Regions from separate parts of the Mus musculus genome. Here region 1 is linked to region 2. The links are chromatin contacts, found by Hi-C in ENCODE. All regions are on one chromosome and are shown on one strand. The core of a region is the stretch at or near the end of the contact, and the rest is flanking DNA. Distances in the headings are between cores, read along the strand shown.

The links. A loop is a pair of places that touch in the nucleus more often than their neighbours do.
Region 1: a map of mouse embryonic stem cell shows a loop between it and region 2 (3-fold over the local background). The contact joins the promoter of Dnajc22 here to the promoter of Wnt1 in region 2. A Hi-C loop is called at or near these places in 1 of 37 maps with a recorded cell type or tissue (mouse embryonic stem cell).

What each region holds. Positions count from the first base shown.
Region 1 is chr15:99,097,309-99,101,621 of GRCm38, forward strand. It overlaps Dnajc22 (DnaJ heat shock protein family (Hsp40) member C22), which reads left to right and starts at 2,176. Exons shown (of 3, transcript NM_176835.2): 1 at 2,176-2,292; 2 at 3,515-4,313. The coding sequence starts at 3,628.
Region 2 is chr15:98,788,480-98,792,843 of GRCm38, forward strand. It overlaps Wnt1 (wingless-type MMTV integration site family, member 1), which reads left to right and starts at 1,378. Exons shown (of 4, transcript NM_021279.4): 1 at 1,378-1,813; 2 at 2,385-2,638; 3 at 3,213-3,478; 4 at 3,937-4,364. The coding sequence starts at 1,710.

The DNA of each region.
Region 1 (4,313 bases), core at 926-3,425, 310 kb after region 2:
GCAAACCTGCGACGTGAGCAGGCGCTGGAGGGCGCCGGCCAGAGAGACTGGGGAAAGGCTAAGCAACTTTTGGTCCTGTCTGGTCATCGCCTCGGCCTCCAGTACCTGCCGCGTTCGGTTGGGGAAACCGAGGCAGCTGAGACCGAGAGAGGCCTGGAAGATGAAAAATCGGGGACGGTGGCGAAGGTTGGGGTGGCCATCAATTTCCTCACGGGTTTCTGTATCAGCCAAGGCCAGCCCTGGGCCAGTGGCGGGTAAATACGTTACTATGCCCTCGACAGCTGCTCACACGCTCCCCTCCCTCCCGCTTCAGCTTGTCAGATTCCCCCCACCCCCACCCCACCTCCCACCCCGAGCCAGTTTATAGAACAACAATTTGGGGAAAACAATCCCGGCCGAGTGACGGCCCCGTAATTGTGACAAAGTGAGTGCGGACGGCTGGAGAGAGCGTAGGGCGGGAGCGAGGCAGGGCGAGGCGCAGGCAGGGGCTCCTCTCGCCCACCCTGTCACCCCTGTTCTCATTCCGGTCACCTCTCATCCCTCTCCTTGACTCTTCCTCAATTCTTCTTCTCTAGGTCCCCTGTGCCTCCCTTCTCGTTTCTCCATCGCTCTGCCCTCTCCTCACAGTAATGGTCCTCCTCTCGCCCCTCACCCTCCACCACCCTCCTCCAGATGTGCCTTTTCCTCGCTCATTTCTCACTCTCTTCTCCGTCCTCCACTCTTTTCTCCATCTTTTTCACGCGCTTACATTGCCCTTGGGTCCCAGGGCTCTACGGCAAAAATCTGCTTCGCTCCCTCCCCAGTCCGTCCTTTCTAGGCTGGGCCCGAAGCCTTCATCCCTTTCGCGTTTTTGGACACTTCTGGGCCCCTCCTGCGAGCAGGAGACCTGGCTCCCCGGGGTCCCCTCCCCCTCCAGGCGGTTCGCACTGGGCTCCCGGCTCCCGAGCGAGTTTGTTTGTCCAGCGGCGGCGGCTGCTTCTGCCCGCGCTGTTTGCCAAGCTTAGCGCGCCGCCGCGCAGAGCGGGCCCAATTAAGTCTCATTCATTATTCAGCGCCCCCGTCCGCCCCCCGTCCCCAGCCGTGGCTGGGTTGTCGTTTTGTCGCCCCTCCTCAGCCCTAAAGGGGCCATATCTAGTCCCCAGCTAGAACTAGACGTTGGAGGGAGCTAAAACATTCTGCCCACTGTTGACAAGTGACCCTAAGTGAAGCCCACCGGCTCCATCCCTACCTCTAATCAAGCCTGGGGAATTTCGTAGATCCAAGCTTCTTTTAAAAGAAACTGAAGCTCAGGAAAGGGTGTGACTTGGCCAAGGTCACGGAGCTGCTCGGGGATTGTAGCCCGGGATGTTGAAGGCATCTTGTAAGCCAGCTCCATTCCAGCGTCCAAGCGAGAAGGCAGGCTCCTCTCCCCCGAGTCTCCCTGGGTTTGCCCTTACTCTTCTGATGGCTCGCCCCCACCCTGTATCCCTTGCTGGTGTGGGTTCCCCCCCCCCCCTTTGCTTCAGGCTACAAGGGTCTGAACAGCTTCTGGCTCTATGGATTCTGGGCTATGCAGGCTCAGACTCCCAGGTCTGGCTGTGGAGTCCCCTAACTGGAAGGCCTGGAAGCAAGGTAGTGAGGCAGAATTGCGGGTCTTGAGGGGCTCTCTCCTTCACCTCTGAGTGGATGTCTCTCCTTTAAGAAATTAGACGTGATCCTATAATGGCCGTCTTGGAGTACAGAGAGAAGCGAGACAGGGATCACCTCCCATTTGTGGCGGAGAGGAGAGGAAGTCGAGATTTTTAATTTTATTGATAGAGTCGCCCTTTTTCTCCCGCCAGGTAGCTGCACGGTTCGGACAGCTTTGACCAGGAATGTCCCAACCTTGCAAAAAGGAGATCTGGGACTTTTGGGGACCCTCCCTTCCGTAAACGGCAGCGCCATCTGGCGGTGTTAATGAAGTGCTGCAAGAGGTGCGCACTGCCGGGAGTGGGGCGCGGTTCCAGGCCCTACAGTGTAAAACTGGGTGAGTCTGGGGAAAGCTTCCCGTAGAGAGGGCGATCAGAGCCCAGGAACACAGGACCGGAAGGTGGCTACGAAGGGGCTGACCAGGGCTTTCGGGGCGGGGCCTGCAGGAGGTGGCCTGACTTCAAACACAGTCACCCAGCACTGAGGGACAAAGTCCACTTGTGTGGAGGTGAGAGCAGTTACAGAGGGGCCATTTTGAATCTGTGTTCAAAGGCAATGGCTGTTCTGAAGCAGCCTGGAAGCCTGGGCTGCCAGGTACTGCGGCCCTGCTGGGACTGCCTGAGGGTGAGTTTGCTTGAAGTAGGTAAGACGATTGGCAGGCAGATTTGATATTCTGAGGATTTTTGCGGCCGCTTTGTAGAGTGCCTTCGATCTGGTTGATAGGGATAGGATGGCTGGGCTGTGGGGTGCTAAGGTCTGGGTCAAAATGTTCTCCAGAACGTTTAAGTGGAAGGAGTTCAGGGTCCCTTTCAAATTTGGCTTGTGGGAGAACGGCATAGTCTGGGGAGATGGGAAAGCTGGAAAGGGCTTTGGCCGAGTTACAGAATGCACCCGCTTACACACACACACACACACACACACACACACACACACACACACACACACACACACACACGATGTTAAAGGAGTGAGTTTGGCTAAGACACTGGCTTTCAAAGGGGTTTGAAACAGTGAAAAAGTATTCTCTTCAGCCCTTTCCTGTGAGCCATTACTATTCCAGAGTCTAAGGGGAGGATAGAAATTTAAGCTTCTTTTTTCCCCCTTCTTATTCTTTCTCAATTTTACTTTATGTACACGGGTGTTTTGCTTGAACCTTTGTGTGTGCACTGCATGCACTCCTGATATCCTTGGAGACCAGAAGAGGGCATCTATGAGCTGCCATGTGGGTGCTGGGAATTTAAACCCCAAGTGACCCCTGGGTCACCCGTTAGTCCCAAGCTTTTGAGTTGTTGTTGTTGTTGTTCAGGCACCTAGTTCTCAGTGTCCCAACTTAAAGTCACTTAAAACATTCTCTTCCTGGGGGTGGAGAGATGGCTCAGCCGGTTAAGAGCACTGACTCTACCTGGTGGTTCACAACCATCTGTAATGGGATCTGATGCCCTCTTCTGGTGTGTCTGAGCACAGCTACAGTGTACGTATGCATAATAATGAATAAATCTTAAAAACAAAAACATTCTCTTCCTTGGACATGGTGGCACATGCCTATAACCTCAGCACTTGAGGAGGTAGGGGCAGGAAGACCAAGATGTCCTCAGCTATGGCCGCATAAGACCAGTTTGGAACGTGCAATAAGACTGTGCCTCAAATATCAATAAATTAATAATAAATAAATGAAAATATTTTAATTGAAGCATTTCCTCCCTTAAATATGGAGTCACTGTGATTGTAAATAACAGGACTGGGGTGCTAACGGAAGATAGGAGACATCTAGTACCTGAGAGACCCCGAGGTAGGGCTAGCTTGATTTTTATTACTGCTGAGCCTTTCTCCTTGCTTCACCTCTCAGGCCTAAGGATGACCCTCCAGACTGCAGTGATTCTCACAGAGGACCTTGAGATTTCTGCAATTTGATCAATGTCAAACGCCACTGGATTTTCTCTGAGACTCTTGCCCTAGAGGATGGCCAAAGGGCTGCTGATGACCTATGTCCTTTGGGCTTTGGGGGGTCCTGTTGGGCTCCACCACCTGTACCTGGGAAGGGACAGCCATGCCCTGCTCTGGATGCTCACCCTGGGAGGTGGTGGGTTGGGCTGGCTCTGGGAATTCTGGAAGCTCCCGAGCTTTGTGGCTCAAGCCAACAGAGTCCAGAGTTGGAAACAGAGGCCGGAAGAGGAGAGACCACCTCTCAGTCTCCTTCGCTTTGCTTCCCAGATAGTAGTGGGTGTCTATTTTGGTCTTGTGGCTCTAGTCAGCCTTTCTTCCATGGACAACTTCTATATAGTGGGCCTCCCACTGGCTGTTGGCTTAGGGGTCTTGCTGGTAGCTGCTGTTGGTAACCAGACCTCAGACTTTAAGAATACCTTAGGAGCGGCCTTCCTCACGTCCCCTGTGTTCTATGGCCGCCCCATAGCCATCCTGCCTATCAGTTTGGCTGCCAGCATTACAGCCCAGAAGCATCGACGATACAAAGCCTCAGCGGGGTCAGAGACACTTAGTGTGCGGCTCTACCGCGTGGGCTTGGCTTACCTCGCCTTCACCGGCCCTCTGGCCTACAGTACGATGTACAACACAGCTGCCACCATTAACTACGTGGCAGAAACCCTGGGTTCCTTCTTGAGTTGGTTCAGCTTTTTCCCACTTCTTGG
Region 2 (4,364 bases), core at 128-2,627:
ACATCACCTGATTCCCTGGAACTGGAGTTACAGGTGGCTATAAGCCACCACTTGGGTGCTGAGAACAGAGTCCGGGGCCTCTGGCAGAGCAGTCAGTGCTTTTAGCCACTGAGCCATCTCTCATTCCCCCCAATTATGTTCATCTTGAGTTGGGCAGGTACGGTGGCGGAATAGGCCTGTAATCCCAGCAGTCACTGGACCATCATGGGTTCTACATATTAAACCTTTATGTTAGGTAGGGTCACACAGCAAGATCCGGTCACAAAACCAGCAACAACAAAACCAAAAGGAGCCAGCTTCTTCCCACAAGCATTCTTTCCCTCAGGTCTTCAGCTCCATCTGACAGCTACTCGGCTGGTGGTCCTATCCTTTCTGAGCCTAGTTGCCAGAGAAACAAGCCCGGTTCATCTTCATGACTAGCACATCTAATGATAAGCACAGGTTGACTCAAGGTGCCATAGGGTGACACTAGGTACCCAGAGCGACAGAATGACACCTATGAGTGCACGTCGTTAATCACAAACACACACACACACACACACACACACACACACACACACTCATGCACCCACCTGCAAACACAATTGCAGCCTTCTGGACGTCTCCTGTCACAGCCCCACCTCCTTCCTGATACACTGCGTTAAGTGGTGACTGTAACAAAATGACTTCATGCTCTCCCTGTCCTGAGCCAAATTACACAATTATTTGGAAAGGGCTCAAAATGTTCTTCGTTAGAAGTTTCTGGATACACCAATACACAGGAGCGTGCACCCTCAGAACACATGTACACTTTGACTTAATCTCACGGGTGACACACCGACGCTTACACTCCCCCTAGCCCACAGAGGCAAACTGCTGGGCGCTTCTGAGTTTCTCACTGCCACCAGCTCGGTTTGCTCAGCCTACCCCTACACCCCACGCCCGGGAATCCCTGACCACAGCTCCACCCATGCTCTGTCTCCTTCTTTTCCTTCTCTGTCCAGCCGTCGGGGTTCCTGGGTGAGGAAGTGTCTCCACGGAGTCGCTGGCTAGAACCACAACTTTCATCCTGCCATTCAGAATAGGGAAGAGAAGAGACCACAGCGTAGGGGGGACAGAGGAGACGGACTTCGAGAGGACAGCCCCACCGGCGCGTGTGGGGGAGGCAATCCAGGCTGCAAACAGGTTGTCCCCAGCGCATTGTCTCCGCGCCCCCTGGCGGATGCTGGTCCCCGACGGGCTCCGGACGCGCAGAAGAGTGAGGCCGGCGCGCGTGGGAGGCCATCCCAAGGGGAGGGGTCGGCGGCCAGTGCAGACCTGGAGGCGGGGGCCACCAGGCAGGGGGCGGGGGTGAGCCCCGACGGTTAGCCTGTCAGCTCTTTGCTCAGACCGGCAAGAGCCACAGCTTCGCTCGCCACTCATTGTCTGTGGCCCTGACCAGTGCGCCCTGGTGCTTTTAGTGCCGCCCGGGCCCGGAGGGGCAGCCTCTTCTCACTGCAGTCAGCGCCGCAACTATAAGAGGCCTATAAGAGGCGGTGCCTCCCGCAGTGGCTGCTTCAGCCCAGCAGCCAGGACAGCGAACCATGCTGCCTGCGGCCCGCCTCCAGACTTATTAGAGCCAGCCTGGGAACTCGCATCACTGCCCTCACCGCTGTGTCCAGTCCCACCGTCGCGGACAGCAACCACAGTCGTCAGAACCGCAGCACAGAACCAGCAAGGCCAGGCAGGCCATGGGGCTCTGGGCGCTGCTGCCCAGCTGGGTTTCTACTACGTTGCTACTGGCACTGACCGCTCTGCCCGCAGCCCTGGCTGCCAACAGTAGTGGCCGATGGTGGTAAGTGAGCTAGTACGGGGTCCGCCACTTGTCCTGGGGCAAAGAGCCAGGCACGGGCCTTACCCAGCTCCCACGCTGTGGGGATCACCAACCTACAGACCCCCCTCGTGCATTGTGACTTCACATCCAGGGTGCTCACACCTAGAACTAGCTCTGCTGAAGTGGGGGCACATCATTGGCATGCAGAAGCCCAGATACACCAGGCTCAGAGACCATTCCCATTTAATACGACCCCGTTTCTGCTGAGCAACAGGTCCCAACCTCGCTGTGGTGGGTGCTCAGGTGTCCCTTAGGTCTTGAACCAAAAAAAAAAAAAAAAAAAAAAAAAAAACCAGATATTAGCTTTGAGGTGAGGGAGTGGAATTCCTAAGTTTTTCAAGGTGGGCAAGGCTGCAGGTGGGGTTTCTCCTCGGGGGCTGACTTGAAGAAAGGAAGAGCTAAGGTAGCCATGCCTTTTCTGTCCACTCACTAGACTCTGGAGCTCAGGGCCAGGCAAGGATAGGGTGGTACAGCCTGTATGGTTAGGATGCAGGTCCCCTCCCCTGGACTGAACCCTTATGCATCCCGCCAGGGGCATCGTGAACATAGCCTCCTCCACGAACCTGTTGACGGATTCCAAGAGTCTGCAGCTGGTGCTCGAGCCCAGTCTGCAGCTGCTGAGCCGCAAGCAGCGGCGACTGATCCGACAGAACCCGGGGATCCTGCACAGCGTGAGTGGAGGGCTCCAGAGCGCTGTGCGAGAGTGCAAATGGCAATTCCGAAACCGCCGCTGGAACTGCCCCACTGCTCCGGGGCCCCACCTCTTCGGCAAGATCGTCAACCGAGGTGGGTGCCCAGGAAAGCGACGCTTCCGGGATTAAGGGAAAAGCAGGGTCATCTCCAGGGCATAGGCGGGCGAAGGCAGGGAAGACATCCCAGGGTTATATGTGATCAAACTGAGAATCGCCTGGTGCCGGCAGTTACCGTAGGTCAGCACCAGATTCTTTCTAGCCTTGCGTTGTGAGCATGATCTTTAACGTTGCTGAGCCACTGGCCCACAGAAAGGGAATTCCGGATCGTGGGCGCTGGGCGACAGCTGTTTTTCCCTAGCCTTCCTCAAAGGTACCTGGGAAGCTGATCTCTGAGGGCTAGCTAGGGTTGTGCTTCGCACCCAGCAAAGTTTGCACTGCCAATACTAGTAGCGATCTTGGCTATGCAGATTTGTTCTACTTGGGAATCTCCCCTTGGAGCTGCTCTGCTAAGGCTCTGGAGTCTCAGTAAAGCTTAGAGAGGAGGGCATTCCATGCTTCGCACACATGACTCCAAGGATGTTGGACTGTAGGGTACCAAGTCTTCCAAACAGGGTGCTGAGTTGGCCCCACGCCTTCTCTCAACTGATGCGGGGTCGCTTCACCCACAGGCTGCCGAGAAACAGCGTTCATCTTCGCAATCACCTCCGCCGGGGTCACACATTCCGTGGCGCGCTCCTGCTCCGAAGGCTCCATCGAGTCCTGCACCTGCGACTACCGGCGGCGCGGCCCTGGGGGCCCCGACTGGCACTGGGGGGGCTGCAGTGACAACATCGATTTTGGTCGCCTCTTTGGCCGAGAGTTCGTGGACTCCGGGGAGAAGGGGCGGGACCTACGCTTCCTCATGAACCTTCACAACAACGAGGCAGGGCGAACGGTACGTCGGTGTGTCCGGAACCAATGGCAGGGGAGATGTAAGACAGGTGCACGGGGACAGAGGCACAGGGAAGGGGCTTCCCGAGAGAGTGGGACTCTAGGAGGGAAGACAGAGAAGAGGTGGTGGTTGAGGGCAAAGAGGTTCCTGAGCTGATGACAGAACAGAAGAGATTAGCAGGCTATCAACACGTGGGATGTATTGAGATGGCTCCATGGCACACTTTTGAAAGATAAAAGTGACTTGCTGGCGTGGAGCAGAGTCTGGCCGAATGTCCCTATCTCAGCGGGCCATTTTGCACTTCCTCTCTCCCGAGCTTAGTCACACCTGGACCTTGGCTGAAGTTTCCACAGCATCGACGTGACCCGGGTGGGGTGGGGGTGGGGAAGTATGGGTGGTGGTTCGTGGGATGTTGGCTTTGACCTTTTCTTCCCTCCTCCCCTCGTCCCCTCCTCCCCCAGACCGTGTTCTCTGAGATGCGCCAAGAGTGCAAATGCCACGGGATGTCCGGCTCCTGCACGGTGCGCACGTGTTGGATGCGGCTGCCCACGCTGCGCGCTGTGGGCGACGTGCTGCGCGACCGCTTCGACGGCGCCTCCCGCGTCCTTTACGGCAACCGAGGCAGCAACCGCGCCTCGCGGGCGGAGCTGCTGCGCCTGGAGCCCGAAGACCCCGCGCACAAGCCTCCCTCCCCTCACGACCTCGTCTACTTCGAGAAATCGCCCAACTTCTGCACGTACAGTGGCCGCCTGGGCACAGCTGGCACAGCTGGACGAGCTTGCAACAGCTCGTCTCCCGCGCTGGACGGCTGTGAGCTGCTGTGCTGTGGCCGAGGCCACCGCACGCGCACGCAGCGCGTCACGGAGCGCTGCAACTGCACCTTCCACTG